3 separate regions of the Homo sapiens genome follow, and all the other regions are linked to region 2. The links are chromatin contacts, found by Hi-C in ENCODE. All regions are on one chromosome and are shown on one strand. The core of a region is the stretch at or near the end of the contact, and the rest is flanking DNA. Distances in the headings are between cores, read along the strand shown. Region 1 holds the start of INO80 (INO80 complex ATPase subunit). Region 2 holds the start of FSIP1 (fibrous sheath interacting protein 1). Region 3 holds the start of SPRED1 (sprouty related EVH1 domain containing 1).

What was found. A loop is a pair of places that touch in the nucleus more often than their neighbours do. Pooled maps may share reads with other maps.
Region 1: a loop to region 2 is called in a map of CD8-positive, alpha-beta T cell, with 25 times the contacts of the local background. The contact joins the promoter of INO80 here to the promoter of FSIP1 in region 2. A Hi-C loop is called at or near these places in 2 of 168 maps with a recorded cell type or tissue (CD4-positive, alpha-beta T cell and CD8-positive, alpha-beta T cell), 1 of 37 single-sample maps with no recorded cell type and 6 of 50 pooled maps.
Region 3: a loop to region 2 is called in a map of CD8-positive, alpha-beta T cell, with 11 times the contacts of the local background. The contact joins the promoter of SPRED1 here to the promoter of FSIP1 in region 2. A Hi-C loop is called at or near these places in 2 of 168 maps with a recorded cell type or tissue (CD8-positive, alpha-beta T cell and gastrocnemius medialis), 1 of 37 single-sample maps with no recorded cell type and 12 of 50 pooled maps.

What each region holds. Positions count from the first base shown.
Region 1 is chr15:41,114,857-41,119,417 of GRCh38, reverse strand. It overlaps INO80 (INO80 complex ATPase subunit), which reads left to right and starts at 3,138. Exons shown (of 36, transcript NM_017553.3): 1 at 3,138-3,445. RefSeq lists enhancers at 1,155-1,934, 2,651-2,750, 2,716-3,495, 3,561-3,640, 3,691-3,740 and 2 more and a silencer at 3,191-3,460.
Region 2 is chr15:39,779,945-39,784,571 of GRCh38, reverse strand. It overlaps FSIP1 (fibrous sheath interacting protein 1), which reads left to right and starts at 1,731. Exons shown (of 12, transcript NM_152597.5): 1 at 1,731-1,944. It overlaps LOC105370941 (a long non-coding RNA gene), which reads right to left and starts at 1,666. Exons shown (of 1, transcript NR_135665.1): 1 at 1-1,666. RefSeq lists an enhancer at 1,492-1,621 and a silencer at 1,922-2,101.
Region 3 is chr15:38,251,015-38,255,300 of GRCh38, reverse strand. SPRED1 (sprouty related EVH1 domain containing 1) reads right to left here and starts at 2,465. Exons shown (of 7, transcript NM_152594.3): 1 at 2,084-2,465. The coding sequence starts at 2,115. RefSeq lists silencers at 2,256-2,305, 2,316-2,375, 2,556-2,655, 2,756-2,805, 2,816-3,115 and 2 more.

The DNA of each region.
Region 1 (4,561 bases), core at 1,889-4,388, 1.3 Mb before region 2:
TTTATATTAGTATTTATATCAGATATTTACTTATATCGGCATGAATATTAAAATTAATATATATGGGTCATCTGTGGTTCATGATCCAATGCTATTATGATTTACTTTGTTGCCTTGGCCATTAGGAGTTCTTTCAGGTTGCCTTCTGTGGTTTCTGTTTTTTTTTTTTTGAAACAGAGTTTGCAGTTGTCACCCATGCTGGAAACTTTGCCATTTCTGCCTCAATCCTGCTACATAATTCCCATTCCTTCCCTTCTTCCATTCTCCTCATGTAAGAAATCAATCACATTAGTTCCTGGTTAAAACTTTTTAAAAAAATTTTGTTTGAGATGGAGTCTCGCTCTGTCGCCCAGGCTGGAGTTCAGTGGCGTGATCTCGGCTCACTGCAAGCTCTGCCTCCCAGGTTCACGCCATTCTCCTGCCTCAGCCTCCTGAGTAGCTGGGACTACAGGCGCCTGCCACCACGCCTGGCTAATTTTTTTGTATTTTTTTAGTAGAGACGGGGTTTCACCGCGATAGACAGGATGGTCTCGATCTCCTGACCTCGTGATCTGCCAGCCTCGGCCTCCCAAAGTGCTGGGATTACAGGCGTGTGTGACAAAATTGTGTAGCATTTGCATATCACCTACACATCCTCCCATATACTTTAAATCATCTCTAGATTACTTATAATACCCAATACAATGCAAATGTTATGCAAATAATTATAGTGTATTTTGAAATGAGTTATTATTTATTTTTTGAACATTTGGTAGAAATGGGGTCTTCTTTTGTTGCCCAAGCCAATCTGTAACTCCTGGCTTCAAGTGACACTTTGGCTCAGCCTCTCAAAGTGCTGGGGATTACAGGTGTATGCCACTGAGCCCAGCCTATTTTTTGAGTATTTTTGATTTGCTGTTGGTTGAATCCACGGATATTGAACCCGCAGATATAAGGGCCAATTATATATCATACTTTTGCCTTTAAGCATTTTTTTTTTTTAAAGACAGTCTTACTCTGTTGCCCAGGCTGGAGTGCAATGGCTAGATCTCCGCTCACGGCAACCTCCGCCTCCGGGGTTCAAGCGATTCCCCTGCCTCAGCCTCCTGAGTAGCTGGGGGGATTACAGGCGCGCGCCATCATGCCCAGCTAATTTTTGTATTTTTAGTAGAGACAGGGTTTCAAGGTTGGTCAGGCTGGTCTCAAACTCCTGACCTCGTGATCTGCCTGCCTAGGCCTCCCAAAGTACTGGGATTACAGGCGTGAGCCACCGTGCCTGGCCATGCATTCAAGCAAATTTAACTCTTGGTTTTTTTTCTTGAGGCAGAGTCTCGCTCTGTCCCAGGTTGGAGTACAGTGGCTCAGTCTCGGCTCACTGCAACCCCTGCCTCCCAGGTTCAAGAGATTCTCCTGCCTCAGACTCCCGAGTAGCTGGGATTACAGGTGCCCGCCACCACGCCCGGCTAATCTTTTTTTTTTTTTTTTTTTTTTTTTTTCAGTAGAGACGAGGTTTCACCATGTTGGCCAGGCTGGTCTCAAAATCCCGACCTCAAGTGATCCACCCGCCTCAGCCTCCCAAAGTGCCGGGATTACACGCGTGAGCTACCGCGCTTGGCTTGCAAATGTAACTTTTTTTTTTTCTTTTTGAGATGGATTTTTTTTTTTTTCTTTTTGATACGGAATTTCGCTCTTGCTGCCCAGGCTGGAGTGCAATGGTGCGATCTCGGTTCACTGTAACCTCCGCCTCCCAGGTTCAAGCGATTCTCCTGCCTCAGGCTCCCAAGTAGCTGGACTACAGGCACCCGCCACCACGCCCGGCTAATTTTTGTATTTTTAGTAGAGATGGGGTTTCACCATATTGGTCAGGCTGGTCTCGAGCTCCTGACCTCAGGTGATTCGACCACCTGACCTCCCAAAGTGCTGGGATTACAGGCGTGTGGCACTGCACCCTGACACAAATTTAACTTTTTAAAGGTCAGTTAACTCAGCACAAGAAGGCTACTTGATGACCTTAATAAAGTACTTTTTAGTTAAATGCTAAGGGCCAGGTTAAAATGGATTAAAGAATGAGACCCAAAGGAACTGAATTAACAGCATATTTAACTTTCAGTAAGTTCTAATTCTTATCTACACCTAGGCCTTACCCTAGGCAATTCTCACCACACATCCTGGTAGTTGGGTCGATTACATTTATTATGTTGTCTTTTTTGTAGAGACGGGGTCTCGCTATGTTGACCAGTCTAATGGACTGCTCTGAGACGTTTGGCCTGAGGTGATCCTTCCAGGCAGGAGGATCACTTCAGGCCAGGAGACTGGGAACCAGCCCAGTAGACTGGGCAACATAGCGAGACCCCAAGTTTAGTAAATGTGGGTGGCAGTGGACTCAAATTGTAGAATTGGCACAGGTAAAAGCAATTATTCGCTTTTCAGAGGCACACTGTGTGGATGTGAGAACAGGCTGGCATTTCCGATAACAGGTCTGCGTGTTCCCAAGTCCTTGTATCCCACAACCTTCACGTAGACATCTTATCTAACTATGCTGTCCTACCCAACCTATAGCGTTCTTGCTCCCAGAGTCTAAATGGGAGCCCCAAACTAATTACTGTATAGTAGTCGAACTACACACCAGGCACTTCCCCGACAATCTACAACCCCATCCAAAGGGGTCAGAAACTAGTAACAAAATACCAGCTGCGAGCCTCTCCTTCCCCTAAAGAGATCTTATCAACTTGGCTGCACCTTCCCACCTCTAGCCTGCGGGAACAAATATCCCAGGATCCCGGGCGGTTTCGATTGACGTTACTTCCGGGAAAAGTAACCTTGCATCGGCGGTTGCGGGCCTGGAAAGCTCTCGCGACATTTTCTCCTGCGAGATCTGCTTGCTCACTGTAGCGATGACATCCTCCTCCTCCTCCCCGCCGCCTTTCGGCAATCTTCGCCAGTCCCAGTCCCGACTAATCTGTACTCAGATGGCATGGATCAGGGTCTCCCCTCGAACCCCGGTTCGCACGGGGCGTCAGGTGGCAGCGGCGGGGTGCGAGCTGCGCGAGGCCGACGGCAGCGGCACTACGGGTGGCCACGGGCAGGCGACGAGCAGTGAGTGTGGGCGGGGTGGGGGTAAGCCACCCGTGTAGCGGCTCGATTGTTCTGGCCTGGCTATGGCGCCTCTCCTCCCCCCCGCCATGGCTCCCCGTGTCCCTGCTCCGCTCCTCTCAGTGAGTGAAAGTGGCCGCCGCCGCCGCCGGCCCAGCGCCCGCAGCCGCCTCAGCGCCGCCGCCATCTTGGGGTCCCAGGAGCCGCGGAGGGAGCGAGCTAGGAGCGTCCACGCCCAACGCAGTCACCGTCCCACGGCCTCAGAGAGCGAACCGCGGCTCCACCGTCGGCGGGGCGACCCCCCCCTCCGGACCCCGCCCGCACCCCGCCCCCCCTCCGCCGCCGTCGCGGCGGCGGGGCCAGGCGGCCCGAGGTGAGGCAACTAGACGTGGGCGGGCGAACGGAGTGGGGGTTGTGTAGGTCTTGTTGCGCCCCTCTCTGCGGGCGACAACTGGGCCGCGTCTTAAAGGGGCCGTCGCCCCCGGCCCTTGGATTTGTTGGGGTTAGTATGGAGGATGGGTGTGGACACTCCCCGCAGGGTTGGGACCTCAGGGACTAGGGCCTTGTCCTTCCCGTTTCATATCTCTGGAGACCCGGGGTCATGCGGTGACCTCAGCCACCTGAGGAAGCCCGTGGGGCGCCCACACGTGGGGAGTGTGTTAGACCAGGTGCACGTGGGACCCGGTGGGGCGGTGTCGGGCTAACACGTGTGTAGGTTTGGGGGTGGGCAGGGGCAGGGCGGAGGCTGGAAGGCCTTGAGTGGGAACCCCGTGAAGGTTGTGTATCTGTCATTTTAAACAAATGAGATCTAAGGGCTTGTTAGTGTGTCATTTTGTAAGGGGCAAGTTGAGATACGGTTGAATGGTGCACGCTGCTGGCTGGTGTTGGGTGGGGGCAGGCTGACACCTGCATAGACTTGGGAGTGTCTAGATGACACCTCTTCTGGTTTTTTAGGTTTTTACATAGCGACTAGGAAAGTGTCATCCTATTTTGACATTCCTTCTTGAGCTCGCTAATGGAAAGTACTACTTCCGTAATCTCCGAGGCTAGAAGCCCCCTACAGTTTAGGAATGACAGAACCTAGGCAGCCACTTACTATTCTAGTTAACAGCCAACTGTGCCTGGAATTCTTTGATTCACACACTGTCTCTAGTTTGATGTACTTGTTAGAAATGGGGGAAGGAATTTGGAGGTTGACCTGGCTAACGTCACAGGTTACTTTTCCAGTCAGTGACTTTCATTATTTCCTCCACAACAAAATTATTGTGGCTTTTCAGTGGCAACTTAAATTAAATAATAGCTTTATTGAAATATGATTCAAATACCAAAAAATTCCGCTTTCTAAAGCGTATAATTAAGTAATTTTCTGAAACTATATTTATTAAATTCTGTAGCCATCAACCACTATTTAATTCATCACCCTAAAAGAGAATCTCTAGAAGCCATTTAGCAGTCACTCCCCATTCCCCCTCCCTCCAGTCTTAGGTAA
Region 2 (4,627 bases), core at 482-2,981:
AAATGCTGGAAAACACAGAGAACATTATTGAGGAGTATTCAAATAATAGATCTCCTAGCAGGGTTAACTGTACTACCCAGAATCATGGGTTGGAAACTGTCAATTTAAGGATTTACTTTGAATCCAAAACCCGTTACTTTTTTGAACACTGCTCATAGAATTTGTATAAAGTATACAATGAGTATCAACCTATTTATATTTTATTTGCAAGAATGACTCACTGCCAGCGGCACACAGGGCCAGGAACATAGGCTTTCATGGCACCAACTACAAACAAGACTGACTGATGAGATTGTGGCCATGTCTCTCCCAAGTGCTCCTGACCTGGTTCCTGAAAATGTTCACCTCAACCTCGAACTCAGCATTTCCTGTGCTGGTTTTCAACTTGACATTGGTGAATTTCTTCAGTAACATCTCTAGGTCGGCTGCTAAGTTTTAATTCTCATAGGAGGATTAGGATACTTTCTCCCATTTTCTTCAGTTTGCAACTTTTTTTCTTTTGAGATTTGGAAAGCCACATAAATTCCCTGAGAAATGCTGGGAAGAAATCCCTGCACAGAAACACTAACAATGAGGACAGTGAGGCTGGAACCAGGTTTACCAGGGGAAAGCAGTAGGTAGGAGTGGAGGTCAGAGAGCCAACAGAAAGCCTTATCATTTAGAGATGATGTCAGTATGAACCTGAATGGAAGCACTGAAGTTGTGACGAATGTTTGGATTCTGAATATATTTTGAATGTTGAGCTGATAGGACAAATAGATTGTAGAGTGAGAGAGGAAGAAGAATTGAGGATGACTCCAAGGTTTTTGGTCTAGGCATGGCAGGCTGAAATTACCATTTGCTGAGATGGATAGAAAGTGGGTGGGGGACTCTGGAGAAGTTGTTTTTTCCCGTGTTAAGTTTGAGATGCTTACACATCTAAGTGGATATGCCAAATAGGCAGTTAGGTAAAGGAGTCTGGAGTTCAGGGAAGTCTGGGCTGGTGATAAGATGCAGGATTCAGGAGCATAGGGATGGCATTTATAGCCAGGTTTTTATACCCAGCACTCGCCTAGACTGCAGCTGTGTTCTTTCGGCAACTCAGCCTACGACTATTTGCTTCGCTGAAAAAAAACCACATCGTACCTAGTTAAAACAATGAGGACAAAGGGGCCATGAATGTGAAAATGCCCTGTAAACGGTAATGTGCTGTTCAGACTGGAAAGCAGGAGAAATGATGGCAATGGAGGTGAGGAAAATCAGTTTGTGGACGTAGGGAAATAATTTTCGTGCACTGAGAATTAGAGAAACTACGAAATGAAAGAAGGTGCAAAAAGCAATTATAACTCTTTTTGGACTGTAGCCGAATCTGTGCAAAACTCATATTTTTAAAATTTCCATAGCACCCCAAATTTACTAGAGCTTCACATACATGGTCTTTTTGAGCTGCACAAGTCTTGTAAGAAGGGAATTATTATTGTTCCCATTTTACGGAGGAGGAAACTGTGCTCGGAGAGGATAACTGACCTGTAAGGCATCACAGCAATATGAGGGACAGAGATACACAAGCATCCAGACGTCCGCGTTCCGAATCCAACCTAAAGACGAAAAATCGCTCCCAACCCCCACCGTCGGCAGCGAAGACGGAAGGACACACGCCGGCCGTCCCAGCTCGCAGGGCTCCAACAGCCGCCGGCCCCGGTCCCATTTCCGGATGGTACAGCCCTTTCCGCTATCGCGAGACCGGAAGCATCGCGCATCTGGTTGCCAGGGAAACAGCGGTCCCACAGGCAGGAGGGATCTGGACCGGCGGCTTCTTCCACTACCAGAGAGGCTGAGGTGGCGGGAGAGACCCCTCTCCTCTGGGGGTAAGTGGCTGGCGCGGCGAGTGTCTGCGGCGCGCTTCTGCGGCCATCTGCGCCCTGACTGACGGCGGCCAGTTCCTCGAGGAGGCCCGGCGGGAAGGTGAGGGGCCGCGCAGATGAGGGCGGAGCTCGGTCGCGGGGCGGTGCGCCGAGGAGTGGGCGGGGCGGAGCTGCGTCGGGCCGCTTGGCATGTAGATGGACTGTCAGGGAGAGCGGACAGGGCCAATGAGAGGGCGGGGGCGGGCTCATTGGGGGCGGGGCCCCAGCGGCTTCTGCCTCCGCGGAGGCTATTTCTCCAGGAATCACCTAACATTAGGACCTGTAACCAAGGCTTCTACTTTCCCGAGATTTGGATCTTCCCACCAAGATCTAGAACTGATCACCAGCCATTTAAACTAGACCGTAAACGGCAAAGGATGCAAATAGGCATTTCACAGGAAAAATAAAAAGATGCAAACAGCAAACAATTGATTAGAGACTCAACTTTTCTCGTGAAGAAATGTAAACCAAATTCACAGATACCTTTTACACCTATGAGACTGGAGAAGATGAAACAGCTTTGACATAACCAGATGGGCCCCAGCCCAGTGTAGGGGAAGTAGTGTAATTTGGTGCAGCCTTTTTGGAGTACAATTTGGCGAACTACCAAAATTTGAAACATAAGTGTTCTTTGACTCAGCAATTCTAATATATTTTATGGATGTATGAGCATAACTAAAGAAAGATTGGCACAAATATATTAACTTAAAATTGAGGTATAACTTACTTATGGTAAGCCTCACCCATTTAATCTACAGTTCTGTGAGTTTTGACAAATGTATACAGTTATGTAATTACCAACCACCACAATCAGCATACGGAAGTTTCATCATGAACCCCAAATTCCCTAGTGCTCTTTGTATTTAATCCCTCCCCTAACGCCATCCCTGGCAACAACTTCCTAGTTTTTTGTTCCTGTAATTTTGCCTATTCCAGAATGTCATATTGATGGAAGCAAACACCCTGTGGCCTTTTGAATCAGGCTTCTTTCAGCTTAGCATCATGCAGTTGCTATTCATTCATGTTCTGTGTATCAGTTGTTCCTTTATGTTGCTGAGTAATAGTCCATTGTATGGATCTACGGTAGTATATTTATCCATTTCCTACTTGAGGCATATTTGGATGAGTTCTTTCCAGTTGTTGGCTATTATTGATGAAGCTGGTATAAATATTCATGTACAGGTTTTTTTTTGTGTGTGTGAATATGTTTTCATTTCTTGGGTAAATATGAATGAGATTGTGGAGTCATATGGTAAATATATGTTTAACTTTATAAGAAACTGCTAAGCAGTTTTGAAAAGTGATGATTTTGCATTGTCATTGGCAATATGAGTGTTACAGTTGCTCTCCAACTTTGTCAGCACTTGGTATTGTCAGTTTTCTAAAAAATTAATTTTTGTCATTTGAATAGGTGTGTAGTGGTATCTCATTGTGATTTTTATTTTATTTTTTTGAGGGGTAATGATGTTGAACATCTTTTCATGTGCTCTTTTGCCATCCGTACATCATCTGGGGTGATGTGTGTGTCCAAATCCTTTGTTTTCTTGTTATTGAGTCTTGATACTTGTTTATATATTCTGGATATGAGTCCTTTGTCAGATATGTGTTTTGCAAATATTTGCTCCTAGTCTTTGGGTTTTGTTTTCCTTGTCTTAACATCTTTTGAAGACTACAAGTTTTAAATTTTGATGCCTTCCAATTTATCCATATTTTCTTTTATGAATCATGCCTTTGATGTTGTATCTAAGAAATTTTTGCCTAACCCACAGTCACATGTATTTTTTAGAAATTTTATAGTTTTGGCCAGGCACGGTGGCTCACCCCTGTAATCCCAGCACTTTGACAGGCTGAGGCAGGCAGATCACTTGAGGTCAGGGGTTCGAGACCAGCCTGGCCAACATAGTGAAACCTGTCTTTACTACAAATACAATAACAATAACAACGACAAAAAGAAAATTTTATAGTGTGAAGTTTTACTTTAGGTCTGTGATACATTTTGAGCAAGTTTTAGAATTGCTTTTAATAGCAAATATTCTATATACCACCTAAGTGAACTGATGAAAAAAGTGCTGCATCTATGGGATATTATGCTGTTGTTTGAAAGCATGACGTATATCTATAAATGGTGATATAGAAAAATAGATAAAATAAATTTTTTTTTCTTTTTTTGACACGGAGTCTCGCTCTGTTGCCCAGGCCGGAGTGGTGCAATCTCGGCTCACTGCAAGCTCCGCCTCCCGGGTTCAGGCCATTCTCCTGCCTTAGCCTCCCGAGTAGCTGGGACTACAGGCGCCCATCACCACTCCCGGCTAATTTTTTTGTATTTTTAGTAGAGACGGGGTTTCACCGTGTTAGCCAGGGTGTTCTTGATCCTCCTGACCTCGTGATCTGCCCGCCTCGGCCTCCCAAAGTGCTGGGATTACAGGCGTGAGCCACCGCGCCTGGCCAAAATTGATTGTTAATTGTGAAAAAGCAAGTTGCAAAGCACCATGCCATTTGTATGTGTGTCTGCGTTGGGGAGGAGTCGATGGGTATAAAAGATAGAAGGTTTGCATATGCCTAAAAAAATGAGACCTGCAAGTCTCTATTAACACTAATTCTTGGGATAAGCCGAATTTTGACTTAAAACATTTTGATATTCACCTGTATTATTTGATGTTTTTTCTGCATGGGCAAGTATTCCTTACAGATACACAAATATATAAAGTAAAAAAACTGACCATACATAAATAATTTTTAGACAT
Region 3 (4,286 bases), core at 1,216-3,715, 1.5 Mb after region 2:
TACATTTAGATGAAAAAAAAATATTTAAAGCAATCCTCTCACTGAAGATTGCCATCGGTGTTTCAAATATCAACATCTTGGGGATTAAATCACTGGGAGTATTTTCTCAATTTACTGTAATAGCAGTGGAACGCACTATCACTATACAAAAAAACCTGTTGTCTCAATTTATTTATGGCAAGTATTTAAAAAAATGGCCATTTAGAAAAAATATATTTTACTTGTGTTAATTCACATTCCATCATCTGCTTTTTTTATTAGCTGCAACCAGAAGGAAACAAGGAGATATTCACTGCTTTAAGAAAAAAATTAAACTGGTAAGAAGTCTTTTCCCATCTCTAAAAGAAAACTTAACATTTTTAATCCAAACTTTTTGAAAGATACCAATAAAAGTTACCGTCATTCGGTTCAGCATTTTTAGCAGTTCTTCTCCTAAATAACCATTATCTGAGATAGACTTCTTGATCTCCCTCAAAGTAGGTCTAATCTGCAGAAGGCAGGGAGAGACTGTACTGCACTCTGAATGGACAGCCAGGTATTTTATGAATGGAGGCGATCACGTGATCCCAGCACCTCCCCGAACTGATATTTCCCACATAACTGTGTCAACATTCTCAGAACAGGGGTAGTTGTTTGTGTGTGCGTATGTTTTTAAATTTAACCTAAAATTTCACATTCTTCTTACCTTCTGAACTCAAAAATCTACACACAGACAAATAAGCCGCGAATTTTTTTTCTTGGGAAATCCTTTCAAGATGTCCAAGGTGATGGATGTTTAATTATTTTTTTTATGAATGAAGAGTGTGCTATGCAAATGAGGGCGATTCACAAAAAGAGACAGAACATGGCTGCCACTTCTGCTTCTACACTGCACTGACACTGCAGCAATGTACCTCCTTCTACACCCGCTCAGCAGAAGCGTGTGTTTTGGGGTGGGGAGGGAGTAAGGGAGGAGGAAATGTTGTTTGGCCTTTCTCTAGCTATTTTACGTTAAACAGGACTCGGTACAGACTTTAAAAAGTTATTTCAAAAAGGTCTGACTTTAGTAATGCACTGTATTTAAAGGAATGCATCCAAATGACTAAGTCCTAACTCACTTAACTCTTTCCAACCCTCCGAAGATAAACAAAAGTTGAACTTAATTACAAGAAAACGGATGCTAATATTCTGCTTGGAATTAAATCCCTTCTCAATAGAAAAGTGTTGCCAACCATTATTTCTCCACGCAGCTGTCACGTTAAAGCAAAACATTTAAAAGACGAAGTATTTCGTTTGGAAAGCAAGGAGAAAGCCCAAATAAGCTAAAACTTAAACCGGAATGCTCTAAAAGTTAATGAAATCACCAACATATTCAGCAATGTAAATTCGGTTACATCAACGTAAATCATGTGTTTTCACATAGCTGAAAGGTAAAAATTAGCATTCAAAATTCTTCTCCGTTCCTGAAGACACGTCCAATATTCACAAAGGTAAACTCTAGCTCAACATCGCCCACACTCCAGGTGTCCTTAATCCTATTAAATTCTAAAAATGTTTCCCTAACCCTATTTTTTACAAGAATCTTACAGGTCATAAGTTTAAAAGGGGGAGGGGGGAGAGGGTGAAGGCTTAATCGGTATTTAAGAGTCACTGACTCATCGAATTAAGATTCAAGAGCAGTTTGCTGCAGGAGGTGCTCCCACACATTAGTTTCCAAGTGAAACAGCTATAAAGGAAGTAGGATGGATACTGAAGGTATGGTGACTGGTATGTGAGTGAAAAAGGACGGGACAGGGGTCTCACAGGCAAAGGGGTAGTTTCTACTCCACTTCCATCCATCCACATTATTCCCTCTCATAGACGTACAATTGCCATCCTCTCCCAACACTTAATCCCCTACCCCAAAAGAAAGCAGCTAAATGTGGGAGGATGGGGAGGGGTGCTGCCACTAAAAATGGCTAAAGAAATCAGCTATCTCCAGAAGATGCACCGAACTCTCCAGGGTCGCAAGCTTTCCGGCACCCAAGTTTCGGATGGGTCTGGGGGAGAGCCGAGGGCGGATAGGGGGAGGGGGATTAGCAATCGAGATCAATGAGGCGCTTACTCGTTGTCAGAAGTCGCCGTCTCCTCGCTCATCTTTCCCTCACCGTGATCCGATCTGGAGATGGAGGAGCAACAGCAGGCGGGGGAGCAACAGCAGCACCGAGGGGCAGGAGGCAGCGGCGGCCGGGGGGGCGCGGGGGCAGCGGCACAGGGGCCTCACCATGGTGGATGCCTCACCCAGAACGGTACCCCCCCAGCCGGGAACCCCGGCCACCCCCGCAGGGGGGTGGCGGCAGCAACCTCCGCCGTGGCGACCCCAGCCTCTTCCCCCGCCTCAGTGCCCAGCCAAGGGATCCGAGGAGGCCCGGTGGAAAGGGAAAAAGAGAGGGGCTGCAAAGGCTGACTGGAGAGCTGCTCCTCCAGCCACTGGGGTGGAGCGCAGCGGGGTCCGGCCAGGAAGGAGTCGGCGGGCGGAGAACCCGGGAGCAGAGGCGGCGCTTCCCTCAGGGATGCGGCGAGGAGGAAGCAGAGCTCCGCTCGGTGGGGGCCGGCGGGGGGGTGCCGAGCCCAGGCTCCGGGCAGCGGCGGCGCGGTCCTGCCGGAGCCCACCCCACCATCTCCCGCCTCGCCGCCGGCTGCCCCTCAACCCCCGGCGGCGTCTGGGTCGGTCCTCAGGCGCCGGCAGAGCAGGGCTAGGGGCCCCGCGGCGGCGGATTCCTCCAGACACGCTCCAGCCGGGACTCCTCCTCAGGGGGGTGGAGGGGGCGGCGGGGAGCGTGTGAGGCGAGGGGCAGGCAAACCGATCGTTCCCACCCGGCCGGAGAAGAGCGGGCGGGCCCGGGTCCGGGGGGCAGGATCCCGAGAAGCGGCGGGAGAGGACAAGAGCGGCTGCAGGTTCCCCGCCAGCCAGTGCCCACCAGCAGCTCAGCGGGCCAGCTCCTCACGCCCGAGAGAGGGGAGCCGCGAGGGGGGCGGCGGAAGCGCTCACGCCGCCCGCTCCTTCCGCCGCCGCAGCCGCTGCCCGAACCGGGGGCGCCCGCGAGAGAAGGAGGCGAAGTAGTCCCTCGCGACTTCTCCCGGCCGCCCGCTTTCCCCGGAGGCCAGAGCGGGCGCGGGGTGGGGCTGCCGAGCGGGGTGCCCAGGCTGTGAGGGTGTGTGGGTAGGACTAAAAGCCGCGGCCTCCGGGCGAATCACTGCAACTCGAAGTCATGTGCAGCATAGCAAGTTTCAGGAAAGTAGTTCCCTCCTCCCTTCATTTCCCAAATCGTTGTCGAGCCACTTAGCGGAGAAAGGGGGAGGGAGGCGGAGGGATATCCTCCCTGCACCGTGCTCGGTGTGCGTGCGCGCGCTCCAAACTCTTGGCACGCCGCGAAAGGGGGCGGGGGTGGGAGCTGCGAGGGGAGCTGCTAGGGAGGTTGCATTGTTGTGGCGCGTTACTCCCCGTTACTCTGCTTGGAATATCCGGGTTGCTTGAACGAAGAGGCTAGAAAGACAGTGTGCTCAGAGGGGAAATCTGGAGGCTACTCTCTTCTGCCGTGTGTGTGTGTGTGTGTGTGTGTGTGTGTGTGTGTGTGTGTGTGTTTTCTTTGCAGAGCAAAGAATGGAACTGGCATGAGTTCATCTTTAGTTAGTGGGGGTTAGAAGCAGGGACTGCAAAGAGAGCTCCTCCTGCTGTCCCCCTGGTTGCACTGCTGCAGTCCCCTAGCTGCATGCACGAAGTGTATGTGTGTGTGTGTGTGTGTGTGTGTGTGTGTGAGAGAGAGAGAGAGAGAATATGAGAATGTATGTGTGTTTTAACACCTCGCCTCGCTGCCTGGATTCTTACTGCGCAAGGGGTATGCTATCAGGGCATTCATCTCGGAAAGCTGGAGTGATTGTTAATGGAGAACGACTTCCATTGAAGCCCAGGGTAGGCGTGTTACATGAATCTGGCGCAGCCAGAACGGAGGAAATAACTCCCGCTGCGAGTGAGGTTGCATAACTATAGCGCAGGAGATGCTTCTGTGGCACGAACTGCTCTGAACGGAGGCGGACCGATTGGATAGACAGCTGTCACGAATGCATTGTTAGAAGACAAAGTATGCATTCATCTCAAAAGATTTTTGCACAGAAACCTACTGGGGTTGCGGGCTGGAGCCTAAGGTCAGCCCAGCCACAGGAGTCAGAGCTCCTGGCTCTGCAAATTCTATTATCTGTTCTCCACTTAGAAAACCAGCCTGTACATGAACCACCTTAGGGGACTGAATCCCAAGTGCTCCCAAGTT